Linked DNA regions of Mus musculus: region 2 is linked to region 1. The links are chromatin loops, found by intact Hi-C in ENCODE. Cell type or tissue: heart. All regions are shown on one strand. Each heading gives the region's core, and the rest is flanking DNA. Links, peaks and the distances in the headings are about the cores only.

What was found. A loop is a pair of places that touch in the nucleus more often than their neighbours do. Peaks named below come from ENCODE experiments on the same cell type or tissue, not always from the same donor. Only the 100,000 strongest peaks of a DNase experiment are listed, where the experiment ranks them.
Region 2: it touches region 1 in a loop (2.2-fold over the local background); 5 of 42 quality-filtered maps call a loop at or near these places.

What each region holds. Positions count from the first base shown.
Region 1 is chr2:102,897,303-102,905,638 of GRCm38, reverse strand. Cd44 (CD44 antigen) reads left to right here and starts at 3,974. Exons shown (of 9, transcript NM_001039151.1): 1 at 3,974-4,371. The coding sequence starts at 4,293. Gm23731 (a small nuclear RNA gene) reads right to left here and starts at 7,679; the gene lies at 7,573-7,679. In heart, for the core only: no CTCF peak of the experiment used is centred there; DNase peaks (open chromatin) are centred at 4,138, 4,618 and 6,108; H3K4me3 peaks cover 3,365 bases; H3K27ac peaks cover 1,702 bases.
Region 2 is chr2:102,846,862-102,855,197 of GRCm38, reverse strand. Cd44 (CD44 antigen) reads left to right here. Exons shown (of 9, transcript NM_001039151.1): 5 at 1,962-2,183. Among named protein-coding and RNA genes, the nearest start is that of Gm23731, 47 kb to the left of the region's middle. In heart, for the core only: no CTCF peak of the experiment used is centred there; a DNase peak (open chromatin) is centred at 4,947; H3K27ac peaks cover 1,422 bases.

The DNA of each region.
Region 1 (8,336 bases), core at 78-8,077:
AAGATGGATAAGACCCGGTGGCCTATGGTGTGAGTGAGGTGTTTAAAAAGGGGATAACAAGAGACCCAGAGATAATCCAGGAATTCCCAAGGACTAGCCTGACTTAGTCTATTATTGAAAATGAGTCATTTGTGGCACCAGGGCAAGCTGTCTCAACCCCTCACTGAACTATCGGGAAGAGACAGCCAGCCCTTCCCCTATGGGAGAAAAATCCTAATAATAATTTCTACAGAATTTGCATGTCTCTCTGCAGCTTGCAGCGCACTTTCAGTCAGCTCCCCCTTATCTTCTTCCACACACCTTTGGGCAGTATTGTTTACTGAACAAGTGCAAAGCACACCAACAAAGCAGGTCTGAGGTTGTTTTTCTTTCTTTCTTTCTTTCTTTCTTTCTTTCTTTCTTTCTTTCTTTCTTTCTCTCTCTCTCTCTCTTTCTTTCTTTCTTTCTTTCTTCTTTTCTTCCTTTCTTCCTTTCTTTCTTTCTTTCTTTCTTTCTTTCTTTCTTTCTTTCTTTCTTTCTTTCTTTCTTTCTTTCTTTCTGTTTTGTTTGTTTGTTTTTCAGAATCTTTTGTCAAAATGAACTCTCTCATGGTATTCTGATATAAAAAACTGACACACCATGTCATGCAGGCTGAGGGACAAGGGAAGAACATAGCTCACTGTGAATCTTCAGTTTGGCCTCTGTCCTTTTCTGAAGGGCTCCCAAAGGAACCCCGGGGTTCCACAAAACATCCTTCCTAGTAACTACCTATTTCCCTTCTTTCCTCCAAAGCAAGTATGACAAAAATTACTCTTCATTCATAATTCCCCACACTCACTAGGATGTTTAACCCAAGAGGTGGAGGCCTTTATAATTTGAAATAAATGGTCTCTAGGTCTCAAACAACAGAAAGGCCAGCTCTTTCCACCTACTGACAAATTCTAAAGTGCTTCTGTTCAGATGAGGCTGAGAGGTGTCTTCTCCGTCTCAGAAAGGCAGACCGTTGAGTCACACTGCCCTGCCAGGCACAGACTGGCTAGATAGTGGTCCAGTGATTTTTGTAGCCCGATCACTGCTATCGATGTCTTTAAACATACTACCATAAGGCTCTCCCTTATTGAAAAACCCACAATGAAGTTGTGAAGGGGCATAGCACTGTGAATTAACTAAATGCCACTTTTCTGCACTTGCATGTATATAAGACAGTAAACTTAAGTGTGTTTCACACAAAAATCATTTTCAAAACATTAAATGGCTCTCGGCTTTCTATAAGACTAAGTGCAAAGTTCCTTGAAGTTTACAACCTGGCCCCTTCAGAGTTCTCTAGTCATTGTTCTTGCTGCATACATTCAGACTCTTCATCTGATATAATATTCAAGCCATATATATATATGTATATATATATATATATATGTATATATATATATATATATACATATATATGTGTGTGTGTATATATATGTGTATATATATACATATATGTATGTATATATATCATACAAAATACACATGTGTACAAACATACATGCATAGACACATCCAGTGTTTAAGAGATGCAAGGCTTTCAAAGCTGTTCCTTCATTGTCAGTCCTATGAAGTGAACACTACTATTGAACCCGTTTTTGTATTCAGGGAAATGGAGGCATATAAAAGCTCTTTGCCTATCTTGAGGCCATAAAGTAGTAAGCAGCCAGAACAGGACTGAGAGATAGGTACTCTAGTTTTGAATGCCTGTTACTCCTCAACAAGAGAACTCCCTGCGGGGGACCTGTCCCAGCAATGTCTCAAGGATTCATTTTCTTTCCACACCTTGGCCCAAAGTATCATCTTTCTTGAGATGTCACATTAGTGTTTCCAAGAAAATATTGTGACTTCTTTCCTCGGACTGCAGGACTGGTGGCATCCTAAACACACACACACACACACACACATACACACACATACACACACACACACAGAAAGAGACAGAGACAGACAGAGACAGAGACAGACAGAGACAGACAGAGATAGAGACAGACAGAGACAGACAGACAGAGACAGACAGAGACAGACAGACAGAGACAGACAGACAGAGACAGACAGAGACAGACAGAGACAGACAGAGACAGACAGACAGAGACAGACAGAGACAGACAGAGACAGACAGAGACAGACAGAGAGACAGACAGACACAGAGACAGACAGAGACAGACAGACAGAGACAGACAGAGACAGACAGAGACAGACAGAGACAGACAGAGACAGACAGAGATCCTTCTCAGCAGATCACTTTCAGAAAACCCAAGCTTCATATGCAACCTTCAGAAGATGAATTCCCTTATGTAAAATGGCTCAGTATTTACATATAACCCACACATATTCTTCTAATCGCTGCTGCATATTTGTAGTACCTAACAAAGTGGAATGTCGTGTATTATATATGTGATACATAGCAGTTAAGTTGTGTGGTTCACAAAATAGTCAAAAGCAAAAAGCTTGTAGATACTCGGAACAAATGCAATTCTTACGAATACTTTTAGTCTATACACAGAAAAAGCTGGCTGAAAAATAAAATGATTATTTTTAATCATTTTAACAGTTATTAATTGTGTGTATGTGGCAGGCCTGTGACAGGTAGAGGACAACTTGCCTAAGGCACCATGTGGGTTCCAAGGATCTAACTTGTCCCATGCTTGGCAGCAAGCACTTTATCACTGTGCCATCTTCCCAGTCCTAGCTGTAGTTTGCAGTATATTTTATACTGCAGCAGCCACTGGCTTGTGTGGGAGCTAGTGCCTAGACCAAACCAGGATTGCTTCTCTTGAAACCCTCTGGCACTCATTACGTGCTTGATGAATAAATGGATGGACAGGTGGCTGTGTACATTTCTCTCACTTTCTCAGTTTCTTTCAGTAAATCCCAAAATATCATTTTCCTTCAGAAATTCTGGCATGATTCATTCCGGGTCCTGCCCTGGCCATGCCTTCTGTGTTTCTCATTCAGCAAGAAGTCCACTCAGATTTAGTTCACATTAAAAATAAACAGAGCTTTTGATATCCAAATTGCAACTTGCAGGGTATTAGAGAAGATAGGGAATTGCAATTTTACATACGATTTTCCCCGATTTTCAGCCTTGAGATTTCTCCCTTGAAGACTATGGCAAATGTGCATCCCTCTTTGAAATGTATCAAGATGTAAAGGGGAATTTGAATGTATTAAAGTTTGCAGCAAAGAGAATATAAAATGTAAACAAGAAAGAACAGTTAAATGTGTGAGTGGATATGGGGATGGGTAGAATGAGAGACGGGAACCATGTATGTGCGTCGGGATGGATAGGAAATATGATGAACAGATATGAGCTGAGGAGGGGTGTGAAAAGGATTGAAAAGTTGTGCAGGTGGGCGAATACAAGAATTGGTGGGCAGGTGTAGTATGGCTAGATTAGTGCATTTGCAGAAGGAAGATGGGTGGACAGAGGAATGGATGGGTGGATTGTGAGTCCGAGAAGGATTTAAGAAATTGGTAGATATTTTGAGAGCATGAATGAAATGTGTTGAGCACCCTTGGGTTTTCCCCGGATCAAAGATCAGATGAGCGGTTTGGACTTCTCTCAGAGGGAAAGAGGAAAGAACACTCCCACAAGTTCCCCACTTTTCAGTCCCCACCCTGGCCAGGAAAGCACTCTCCACTAGGATGGATCTCTCCCTCTCCCTCTCTCTCTCTCTCTCTCTCTCTCTCTCTCTCTCTCCCTTCAGCCTCTTTCTTTCTTCAGTTCCTCCCTAAGATAAGTCCAGCTTCCTCAGCTTCCTGGGAAAACCAGTCTTTCCCTAGCCAGGTTCCCAAGTTTAGTGGCAAAGGAGAAACTGGAAGATTTAACTGAGAGGGGCGAGGTCTTAGAACTCAGTCATTCTCCTTGTCCCAGGCAGCGCTTCTCATAGGCTGGTAGGCTGGGCCAGGGTAGGAAGCCTGTGGAGTGGCCCTGGAGAACGTGGGCGCACGGGGGCTGGGGGGGGGAGGGGGGCGGCCATTCTCTTCTGTCCAAGAGAGCAGGGCAGGAGTGCAGGGGCAGTAGCGAAAGCAGGCTGGTGTGTCTTTAAACTTCCGTTGGCTGCTTAGTCACAGCCCCCTCGCTTTGGGTGTGTCCTTCGCGCGCTCCCTCCCTCTTAGGTCACTCACTCTTTCAAAGCCTGGAATAAAAACCACAGCCAACTTCCGAAGCGGTCTCATTGCCCAGCAGCCCCCAGCCAGTGACAGGTTCCATTCACCCTCGTTGCCCTTCTCCCCACGACCCTTTTCCAGAGGCGACTAGATCCCTCCGTTTCATCCAGCACGCCATGGACAAGTTTTGGTGGCACACAGCTTGGGGACTTTGCCTCTTGCAGTTGAGCCTGGCACATCCACATCAGCAGATCGGTGAGTGGCCCGCCACCGCGCCTGAGGACTCCAGCTGGATGCCTCTGGGTTGAATCGCCCTGGGGAGGGACTGTAGTGAATTGGGCTAGCAAAGCAAAGCTGGGATTTGGGGCTATGCTATTGGAAAGAGTTTACGCCTGGGAAGTGCTGCTTTGGTGAAAGGAAAAGAGAAAGGGAGAAGAAAGTTTGCTGGGCAAGTTGCCCGCAGATTTTGGGCGAGGTCCCCATGCTTGCTGGAGCACATGGCTCAAAAGTAACTGTACTCTTGGATGCCCGCAGCCTCTGTCCCGACTAACAGGCTCTGGTGCTCAAGGGCTCCCCAAGCCTGGCTAACTGTGGCTAGGCAGGTAGAGGCAGACACTGGAACAGACCTGTAGAGCACTCCCCAAGGTGTGCACATAGCTACAGGCCAGAGATTGGGCAATGAGCTTTTCAGAAAGGAGCCTTGAAAAGCTGAAGACAGTGGGTCCCAGCTTTGACTAGTTTTCGGGGCTCTTAAAGTCAGCTTTGGTCACCAACGGCTTTATTTTAGCTTGTGGGAGTTTGAACTGGTTTGTGTGAGGCTCTGAGTGGCCTAAAGGTTCCAACATGGACCAAGGAGGACACATAACCGGAGCAATAATTCGACCAGCCGCGCAGTGCTTGCAGTCTAGGCAAAGTCAAACAGCAACAGGGTTCATATTTGCTGCCTGGCAGCCTCAGAGCAGGAGGGGACCTGTATCAGGGTAACCTGTGAACTTTAGCGCAGTCCCTAATATCCCATCTAAATGTGGTTGGTGACTTTGGTGGCTGTGGAGAGGAGGAGCTTGGGCCAAATATCCAGTATGGCTCATTTTCAAGCGTCCCCCCTCCTTTATCTATATATGAACAGATAATTCCACGAAGGCTTTGGTTATCATCAGCATAGTTAAATTTTCTTTGAAGAAGTGCCAGCTAGGTCATTAAGTCAGCTCAGACTTCAGTGAGTTCCTCTCAACAAGAATTACTAAATCCAGTTCTGGGGGTAAGGGGTGCCAAACTGGGTTTTTTTTTCTTTTTAGACATGGTACGTTGGGATTAGAAAATCGCACCTCCATTGTTGAATGTTAAATTTTGAATGCTGATGCAGAAGTAATGCAAATAATAATTGCAGTAGGACACTATTGGCCATTTGTGTGTGTGTTCTTTGCTGTGCTATGTTAGGTAATTCACATAAGCTATCTCATTTTATCCTCATGGTGATTTGGTGACAAATGCTCCCCCCAACACCTTACCAGTAGGGAAACAGAGGCTCAGAGAGGTTAGGTGACTTCCCCTAGTCACACAGCAAGGAGTGGGGCTGGGTGTGAACTTGGGTTCATTAAGTTCCCTAGCTTAGACTGCCATGGGATATCTAAAAGCAAGTGCTAGACAAAGTTGAAAAGACCTTCAGGGACAGTAACAGTCTAGCCAGCAGAGGCTGCAGTGGAGGCTCCCATAGGGAGCCAGAGCTCCTAGGATCCATTGGAAGGCAGAAACATTCAGGATGGATGAGGGAAGGACAGAGAGAGCCTGGACCTGACCTCAGAGGACAGGAGGAAGGTTGGCACACTGCTCCCACCTTTGTTGGGGCTGAGGAGCCGAACTCCCACATTTTCCTGGCCTGTCTCCCGGCTATTCTAAAAGGTCTACTCCCAGATACCTGTTGCCCTTCCAACCCCCCCTGGAGTCAGGTTCTGAGGCCAGCAGGCTCTCTTCTGCCTTGGGGTTTCTACCTTCTTGTTGTACAGTGTGGCTCCAGGACAAGTAGAGCTGGTGCCAGTAGCAGCAGCTCCATGGACCCTGGCTTTCACGCCCTTGTAAAGCCGATGAAGGAACTGAGACTCTGAAATGAGATGTGACTTAGCACAGGATGTGTGTGAAAGAGAAAGGGGAGGGAGAAGAGAGGCATCATGGTTGCCCCATTCTGGGAGTGACTGGTTTGGGAAGATGATGAGGAAGCACTGAGACCAGCAAAGTTGCTGGTGGTGGGGCTGAGGGTGGGGAGGGTGGGGAATGGAGGTGGAGGGGCGTTGGGGAGGGGTGGCGTAAGAGGAGGAAGCATCCATCACTGTGCTGGCAGTCAAACGGTAGAGAAGTGGTGGAGGCCTAAAGCAACTTCTCCCCCAAGGGAAGAAAGTGGCCCTAGACCAAAGGCAGAGGGGACAAGTGTCCACTTGCATCTCTCCTCTCCCTTTCCAAAGATCGTGGTTAGGAAACTGTACCTCTATTGTTGAGGAAGATGGGGTTCATCTGGGAGTCTTGGGACTTGGGGACAGCAGGCACCGTTCTGCTTCCTCTGAGCATTGGCAGTTAGAGTGTAGGCTAGGCCTTCCCAGGTGAAGAAGTAAGGAAGCAAGCCCTGTCCTTGCTGAAGTATCTCCATTCACTCAGTTACTCCCGGGTACACACAGAACATCTATTTCCTTCTAAAATACAGTGAGGAGTTAATGTGTTGGGAGACTCTGGCAGCTGAGGAGAAAAAAAAAAATTCTATTTTCTGCCAACTTCCCCTTACGCAGGAGGGGATGCTGGACCACACAAAATTCCTAGTCTATGACAGATCTCCTTCCATTCATTCCCTAAAAGTTTCCTGATTCACTGTCACAGACTCAAAAATGGGAACTTTAAAGATCACTAAGGAAAAAAAACCAACCCTTCTTTTCCCCCAGAGGAAGCAGACCATGGGAGACAGGGATTGGTGAGTTGCCTGTTCCGTTAGGGTGTGAGGACATCTTTGAAATACTGAAGTCTCTGGAGTACTGTGGGAGCCCCAGTGTTTCACCTGAAGTGGTGAGGAGGAAGGTGCGGTCAATCTGGGGTGTGGCATAACATTTTTAAAAAATATTTTTATTAGGTATTTTCCTCATTTACATTTCCAATGCTATCCCAAAAGTTCCCCATACCCTCCCCCCTCCAACTCCCCTCCCCACCCACTCCCACTCTTTGGCCCTGGCGTTCCCCTGTACTGGGGCATATAAAATTTGCAAGTCCAATGGGCCTCTCTTTCCAGTGATGGCCGACTAGGCCATCTTTTGATACATATGCAGCTAGAGTCAAGAGCTTCAGAGTACTGGTTAGTTCATAATGTTGTTCCACCTATAGGGTTGCAGATCCCTTTAGCTCCTTGGGTACTTTCTCTAGCTCCTCCATTGGGAGCCCTGCGATCCATCCAATAGCTGACTGTGAGCATCAACTTCTGTGAAAAATATGGAACGCTTCACGAATTTGCGTGTCATCCTTGCGCAGTGGCCATGCTAATCTTCTCTGTATCTTTCCAATTTTAGTATATGTGTTGCCGAAGCGAGCACGTGGTATAACATTTTTAACACTTTCAGTGCTACCTACACACTCATCACAGTTTTGTATTTTATGGCTCAATATATTCAGTTTGAGTTTAAGAATTATGATCACCATATCTTACCCTAAAGAAAAATGGTACCCAAGACAAACCTTTCTTGTTTCATATGACTCTTGAGCATTACTGAAAAATTAGAAGTACCCTATTTTTCATTTATTTATCTATTTGTTTATTTATATTCATTCATTAATTTATTCACTTTATATCCCGATTGCAGCATCCTTTCTCCTCCCAGTCTCCCCTCACATACTTCCTCCCCCATACCCCTTCCTCCTTCTCTGAGAAGGGGAAGGTCCCCCTGGGTACGAACTCACCCTAGCACATCAAGTTACTGCAGTACTAGGTACATCCTTTCCCACTGAGGCCAGATAAGGCTGCCCAGTTAGGGGAATGGGATCCACAGGCAGACAGCAGATTCAGGGATTGCCCCTGCTCCAGTTGTTTTTGAACACACATGTACACATCTGCTACATATGTGGAAATCCAGCCCATATTTTCTGGTTGGTGGTTCAGTCTCTGGGAGCCTCCAGGGGTACAGGTTAGCTGACTCTGTTGGTCTTTTTTTGGAGTCCCTATCCCAGAAGGACCATAATTTTAAAATCCTAGC
Region 2 (8,336 bases), core at 273-8,272, 51 kb after region 1:
GTTGGGAAGAAGAACAATGTTAGAAAAAGCTGATTTCCGCTTCTGCTTCCTTGGAGCCAGCCCCCAACAGAGGGTGTGGACATAGGCGCAGCAGTAGTGGGATGCCTTCCCAGACTGTGTAAATCCAGCCTTTCACTTGGCCTGTGCCTGTGGCAGCCACAGAATGCTTCACATCCCAACAACTACCATGTGATATTAGAGCATCAACTTTCCCTAAGCTTCACTCTTCTCTTATGTATAATGATACAACATGTAAGAATGATCATACAACTCTAATGTGTCTCATGCATGCCTGGCCCATATCAGATGCTTAAGGAATGCTCAGTTTCCATGGTTTCTAAAAATTTCCTCCAAAGTCCAGATTTACGGAAGTTTTATCGATAACATGGTTTGAATATATGTCACTTCCACCCCTCCGCCTTGCACCCACCAAGAATTCATGTGACAGAAACTTAACTCCCAATGTCACACATTAAGAGTAAATGGAATTGAGGTCCTTGAGAAGTAGTTAGGACTGGATGGAGTAAAGAGGATGAAGCCTGATGATATCAGTAGGTTTATAGGGCAAGGAAGAGAGGCCTGAGCTGGCTCACTTGCTGTGTCTCCATGTGATGCCCTTGGCCACAGGATGCAGCGAGTGGGACCCACAGCAGGTCCCTATCAGACACTGTTCTTGGCGTCTCAGCCTAGACTCCAGGGCCATAATCTAAACAAACCTCCATTCTTTATAAATTATCTGGGGGTTGGAAAGATGTCTTAGTTTTAAAAGTATTAGTTGTGTTTGCATACAGCCTGGGTTCAGTTCCCAGCACCAACACAGATGCCCACAACTGCCTATAACTCCAGTTCAAGAAAATCTAACACACTCTTCCAGCCTCTGTGGGCTCCTACACACACATGGTACATATAAATTCATATAGAATATACTCACAAACATTAAGTAAATATTCTTTAAATGATAAGACAATTTAAATTGCCTTGGCTAGATGTTCAGAGTAACTGAGACGTTGACATTTTTCCAACTGAAAGTTTCATTTAAGCTAGGTAAGTGAAACAAAGGATCCTTGGTACCACACATGCAATTCAGCAGGAAACAGTTTCCAGCAAAGTACACATAAGTAGCTGTGTGCAGCAAATGGCTGAGGATCAAGGCAGAAAATGTGTTTTAAGGATGGATAATGAATTTGATTTCATTTTTACTTTTTCTCCTCTGGTTCATTCTGGTCACTTTCTTATTAAACTAAAGATTCTTATTAAACTATATATATATATATATATATATATATATATTTGCTAATTTTAAGGTTGAATTCCCCTGAGGATGGTTGAAGCTCTGTCAATATTTAGACAAACCAGTTTTCTAGCCAGAAATTGGGGTTTGATTAAACTGACAAAAGTTACCTTTTAAAAAGAATCTTTCTAAAGGATTGCAAATATATGCCTTTTTTTGTGGAGGCTATGTGACTACTATTTCAAATCCTTCCTGGGTTGGGATGGAATCAAGAGTAACAAAATGTACACATATTTCAGGGACGATATAGGGTGGGAGAAGCATCACTTATTGAGCCTCTTCTTATTTTGACCACTTACTATGTTGAGTGCTAATGACAGTGAATCATGTGCAGCGCATGACAACCCCATCCAGAAGGCTGGACCATTCCTTTACTAAGGAAGAAACTGAAGCTCACAGGCTTACCTTGTCTAAAGCTATTCGAAACTCAGATTTAAATGTGGGGACTTCCCAGTACTTCAACTTTCTCCTCATTTCTAGAGTATGTGGGTGAAGGGGGTGGACTATTTCAACATCTCACACACTCTATATGAGCATTAGACAGACAGATTTCTTTTTAAAGCAAAAAGAAAGTAGCTTTAATGTCATGTTATAGGACAATCCATTATCTTTCCTATACTCAAGATATATCAGCTATGAATTTCTAAAGGTGTGTCTGTATCTCCTTCAGCTATTGTCAACCGTGATGGTACTCGCTACAGCAAGAAGGGCGAGTATAGAACACACCAAGAAGACATCGATGCTTCAAACATTATAGATGACGATGTCAGCAGCGGCTCCACCATCGAGAAGAGCACCCCAGAAAGCTACATTTTGCACACCTACCTTCCTACTGAACAGCCTACTGGAGATCAGGATGACTCCTTCTTTATCCGGAGCACCTTGGCCACCAGTAAGGAGAATGGCATCCTGGGTTTTCCTCTAGCAGTTCTTTGACAGAATGCCAACGGCCTTCCTGAGTAACGCACACCCCAGGGTCTGTTTTCTGCCATCTCTAGACATCTAGCTGTGGGTGAGATCATTTAGGGAGTCCAGCTCTTGTTCCTGTCAGTGTTCCTGGTCATTGTGCCATGGCTTCTACTCCCCTTCAGATCCCCACCATCTTCACCTCTGAACCTCTTACCTTGGGATAAGGAATGCCATATTGGCAGGGTTTCCTCAGGAAGGTGCCGATTTTCTCTTGCTCCTAAGGATTTAACAGTGCCTCCGACCTGTTACAGAAATAATTTGTGGTGTTGCTTGTTTTATTCTTGTCATTTGCCATTTTCTTTAAGAGAAAACTGTTCTCTTAAAGTCAGGACTGTAGAGTGTATGCTCCATCAGTGCCTTAAAGGATCCATTCTTAGGATTCTGATTGTGTAATATCCATATTCTTAACCCTAATTTTCAAACCATGCTCCCCCCCCCCCCCCCGCCAAAGGAAGCAAGAGTGAGGGGTTTTCTGATCACCTTCTGTTGCTGTAGAGTTCTGGATTGCAGTTTGTGGGGGAAGACCCTAATGCAAGAGCATTAGGTATCTGTGGGCAATGGCAGGGGAGGCAGCCCATGCAGCATTGAGTGGCTGCAGGTTTGTGCAGATGAGCTCTGTTAGGAAGGTGCTCAGAGATTTTTATCTCCTCCACTTCCCTCTCTGCACTTCCTCTATGGTTTGTTTTAGAATGAGGTTTTAGATGGCCGGGCTCCTTCTGTGGAGAATTATTCACACCCAAAAAGGGCAGCTAAGCCTTCACTGAGCCTCCTAGTATGGTGTGGATTTTCACATTTCCTGGCTGAAACTCAGAGGGGTGGAACTCTGGCTTTTTCACCGTTTGGCAGGAACGTACTGGCTTGGGAATATACAAGATAGGGCCCTTGTCACCCAGAAGCCAGGAAGCCTCCATAGCACTCTGAAGCAAGCTGAACTCACTTAACAGTGTTTTAGATTTCTGTTATCAGGTTGCTGAGTGAGGGGGAAGGCTGATATGAACGGGTGCAGGATTCCAGTCATTCTCAGGAAATTGTTTGAAGCCTTTCCAAAAAATAAAAAAGAATCCCCCATCAGATTCCGGGGGTTCGGGGATAGCTCAATGGGTAAAGTGCTTGCCAGGCAAGCACATGAGGACCAGAGTTTTTTGATCTTCAGCATCTACATAAAAAGTTGAGCATGACAGTGTGCATCTGCACTCCTAATACTAGACAGAGACGGGGAAAACCTGGAGCTCACTGGCTAGCCAGCCCGGGCAAGTCAGTGAGCTCTAGCTTCAGTGAGGGTTCCTAGCTCAAAAACTAAGGTGGACAGCAAGCAGGATAACATCTTGATGTCAACCCCTGGCCTCTGCACATGCCTAAGTACACGGACTCCATCTATCCACATGAGGCAACGCTCACAAGCTTCTCACGCCCTCCCAGGTCACTTCCTCTCTGATGGTTTGTCACCTTGTTGTCTGTAGTGTCCTGGGAAATACCTCTCCACAGAGACCTCTGCAGAGCAGGCAGGTGACATTGCGAGCTATGTGCACCTACTTGGGTCCCCTGTCCTTTTGATGCAACCGTGTCTGACGTGCTTCTCATTGGAATGTGCAGTTTTGACAGATGTTGGCAAATACAGTAATTAGTGGTCTGATAAGGAAGCAGAACAGGTCTAACCTAAAGTCCTATTTCCCACCCCAAAAGAACATCCTCGAACAAAATCTGTCATGTGGAGATTGAATACAGCTGGAGTCCCAACCTGTGTGGGGTGGGAGTTTCACATGTACTTGAAGAGGGGTAATTGGCCAAATATATTAGCATCCTTAACCCATTCCCTAAGCACTGCTCCTTCCCCATCCAATCTGGCCAGTCAGTGAATCCATCTTAAGGTGCTAATTTTGTACCAGATCCATTCTAATACTCAGAGTCTCAGGGTTGAGCATGGCAGCACGCATCTGTATCCTAGTAACAAGGGTAATGGAGACTGGAGGTATCCTGCAGCTTGCTGCCTAACCAATTTAGCCAAATTCAGGTGCAGTGAGAGATCCTAGCTCAAAAATAAGGTGGACAGCAATCGAGGAATTTAATGTCAACCTGTAGCCTCCACACATGCACAAGTACACAGACTCCATCCGTCCACAAGGTACATCAGTTCAAGCTTCGGTGCTCTCCCAGGTCATTTCCTCTATGAATATCAAAAAAAGAAACCAGGGTCAGTGAGGTTTTCATCCATTCACTCCATATCATGTGTCTTCTCTGCTCCAGACACTGCTGAGGTTTATGAGGGTCAGAGGCAGATCGCCCTTCACGGGTACAGCATCCTAGCCCAGAAATCAAAGAAAGGGAGTGACCGAAGCGTACCTAAAACGCAGCTCAGGATTCGAGGGAAAAGGAGCTTTTGCCTTCCCTTTTTTAGAGAGCATGTGGCTTAGTTCTTTTTAATGGGTGTGGAGGAGAGGCCAGTTTGCCCACCAGTTTAAGTTTACTTGAATGTAGCAGGTAGCAAGAGAGCTATGCTATCTAAGCTTCTGAATAGAATCCTACCTTTTAAGTCCCATGAGGAGCTTCCCAAGGGCTTACTTATCACTGTTGGGTGGAGGGCTGAGACACAGTGAGAGGGAGTGGATGGAGATTAGCATGCAGGGGAGCAGAGGTCAAGAGCTGGGCTGGCTGAGGACATGGAAGAAGCTGTGCCTGGCTTAGCCAGCTCATTCTTCCCTTTAGGGTGCTCAGTGGGTGGCAACTGGGAAAACTAGCAAGAACAACAGGCTCTGTAGGCTTGGGTTATCCCACTGGCTGCTTATTATAAATGTTATTTTTGGAAGGATCTGCCTGGAGGTGTGTCATCAGTTCCTTCTTATTGGTCATCTGGAATTCTCTGGAATCAAGAAGCCTAAACTAATTTAGGAACTAGGCTCCTGCCTTGGACAGCACTACTTCCTGTCTTCTGGGTGTAAAGTGAATAATTTGTTTTCCATCTTACATGACCTTACATGGGTGGGGCAAGTTGAAAACTCACACCTAGGCTGACACTTCTTTCACTGTCTCCTCTCACACAGCTCCACTTAGGAAGGTGATATCATGCTCATTTTGTCTTCTGTATGTCCGTTTTTTCTTAGCTCATTCTCTGGGGTACTTCCAGGTAGGGGTCAGAAACTATGCATCTTCAGTGCAGTTTTCCACAGGAGGCAGTCTGTAGCCTCTTGTGGGTGCCTTCCTGGGAGCCTTGTAATTGCCTTCTCTCTCTGCTTTCACTAACGTGACCTTTGACATTTGTTATATGTGATGCTCCCATTCTAAACTGGAGTTCGCATGGAACCCAGTAGGTTCTTCATGGTATGCAAGAATCACCTGCAGTATGTGAAGACCATAACCTAGATTTTCAGGGAAGCGTTTGAACTAAAACATTTTCTTTCTTAAAACCCCAGCTGATTCAGACAATGATCCCAATAGCATTTGCTATTTTGTTACTATGGGGGAACATTCTGGAAACCAATCCAACTTAAAAGTCAAATGAAATATTTTTTTTAATTACAAAATGTTCTTATTATCTTCTCTCTAACTTGAATAGAGTTCAACAGTTCTTTGCTTTTGTCATCTCGATATGGGGAAGTGATAGACCCTGGAGAAAGTTTTATCTACCGACAGCATTTTAGGTACACACCCTCTACAAAATTCTTGTCCAACTATAAAGTTTAAAGTTGTGCTTATGAGTGTGGGTGGAGCCTTGAAATGCCAGCTGTCACAGACTACCTGGGTGTAATGCTGAACAGACAGGAAAGATACAAGCATCCTCAAAGAATGTCTGAAGATAAATTAACGGAAGCCACTGTCAGCTCTGCTGCACTGAAGACCTCCGGGTTGTGGCTGAATGACGCCATCAAGAGAAAAGGAAGTCTCTCTCCATCAGAGTTACTTTGCTGCTTGAGTTGGCTCTGGACATGATTGAGAGGGGTTGAGTAGAAGACCAAGAAGCACTGACTTCATGCCCTAATCTGCCTTGTTGATGCTGTCCTGAGATTCTGCTAGATAGTAGGAGTCTGGAAATATAAAAGTGGCCTCAACTTCCCTTTTGAAACCCTCATTCTATAATAAATAGAGATATTCTATTAGGACAGAGAACACAGGTTTCATATAGGTGAATCTCACTAAACACTATTTTCATAATTAATCTAGTTGCCTCAACTGTGCACTCAAAAAGCCATGCAGCAGCTCAGAAACAAAATAATTGGATATGGTCTTGGTTTGGTAATTCACAGTCCACAACTCAGACTCAGGAGCCCACAACGAGTGCAACTACAGGTAAACTCTCATAATTTTTTGCTGATTATCTGTCTTCAGTGAGGTGTTAAGGAGGATAGATGTTCTTATAGACAGCATCCTGGCTGACATCAGGTTCTGATATCTTCAGTGGCCACAGAGGCCTGTGAAAAAGACCAAGTGTCTCCTACATGCCTAACTTTAACTTCAAATTAGTTTTCCTATGTTTAGGAAAGTCATTGAAGAGATGACCTCATAAAAGCATCTACTGACCAAATGATCATACCAATAAAAGAAACAAGTAATGGTTAATGAATAAAAAACATAGACTTTAAAAAAATATTTTGACACTGAAAACCTTTTCTGAAAACACCAAGAAATGGCATAACCTGTTGCTTTATATCAGTGTCTAGGAGCTACAAATAGGCTCTGGGGATATGTGGTCATTAGCTCTCAAGTATTTTGACCTGGTAGCTTTGCCCTAGGGGGTTGGGAAAGGCAATCAGCCTATAACATCAGTTCTTAACCTGTGAATTGAAACTTATTTGGAGATAAGACCCTTTCACAAGGTTCACCTAAAACCTCCAGAAAGCACAGATATTCACATTATGGTTCATAACAGTAGCAAAATTACAGTTGTAAAGTAGTAACAGTGAAAATAATTTTATGGTTAGGGAACACCACAACATGAGGAACTGTATTAAAGAGTTGTAATTAGGAAGATTGATAACCACTGGTTTCTAATAATAGGAGGTAATAGGGAATTCTTCACTTATTAACCTATATTGACAGATATTAGGACCATATTTCTTAATAGGCATTGTCTCTGCAGAAATGGGGAAATAGATGTGTGTGTGTGTGTGTGTGTGTGTGTGTGTGTGTGTGTGTGTGTCTGTGTGTGTGTATGTATGTGTGTGTGTGTGCGTCCTTGTAATCAGCTAAGGAAACCCTGCTGATGTTCTTCTGGTTGCTCCATCACAATGATTAATATCATGCTGAGGTGGGTGGCTGCGGGGGAGTAATGTCAGTATAAGAAAAATGCTGATTGTATCTGTGCACTTTGTAGGACAAGTCATGGGAAAGAAAGGGGCTTTGTAACTGTGTTTCTTCTTGAATTGTTACTGGGCTTTTTTGATAACGGGCAAAACGAATCTCATTGATCATTGCATTTGGAATTTTATTGGTGGCTTCAGCTTTCTCTGCTTTAACTTATCCTGGTATTTTGGGTTCCTATTATTTCATATTCCTGTGTGCATTATGACGACATAATTGGCAATCTTTAGAGTATTCAAATCAAGTCTGTTGCTTTGGTCTTGGTGGAGTCATTGGATTTCTTCATTTCTTCTTGATATTCTTGGTTTACTATACTATTTTTTAAAATGGACTGCTCTTCCTTGCAAAGAACAATTTGACATGAAAATGATTATGGGGCATGTCTCTATGATATATGGGTCCTCTTTGGAGAGAGGTGGAAAGACCTCTTCTATGTCTCTCTTCCTGTCCCATTCTTGCTTGCATTTGAGATTCATGGGGTCACATGCCTGTGGTGACATGACTTCTGGCAAAGATATCATACTCTGAACTCCTAGGGAATGATATTGGTTGGTCACCTTCAATTGTGAAGAATATCACAGAGCTTGAGTTCCTAAGAGCTGGCCATTAAAGTCACAAATGGTTAGATTTGGAGAGGATCTTAAATGATTTACTTCAACCAACTTTTCTAATCATCTGATACTTTAATTCTAGTTTTTAGAAGAACATTCTATTTCTGAAGTTCTCACCATGGGTCTTAATTTGGCCTCATGGGAAAGGAGACAAATAAAGAATCTTTGTTCTA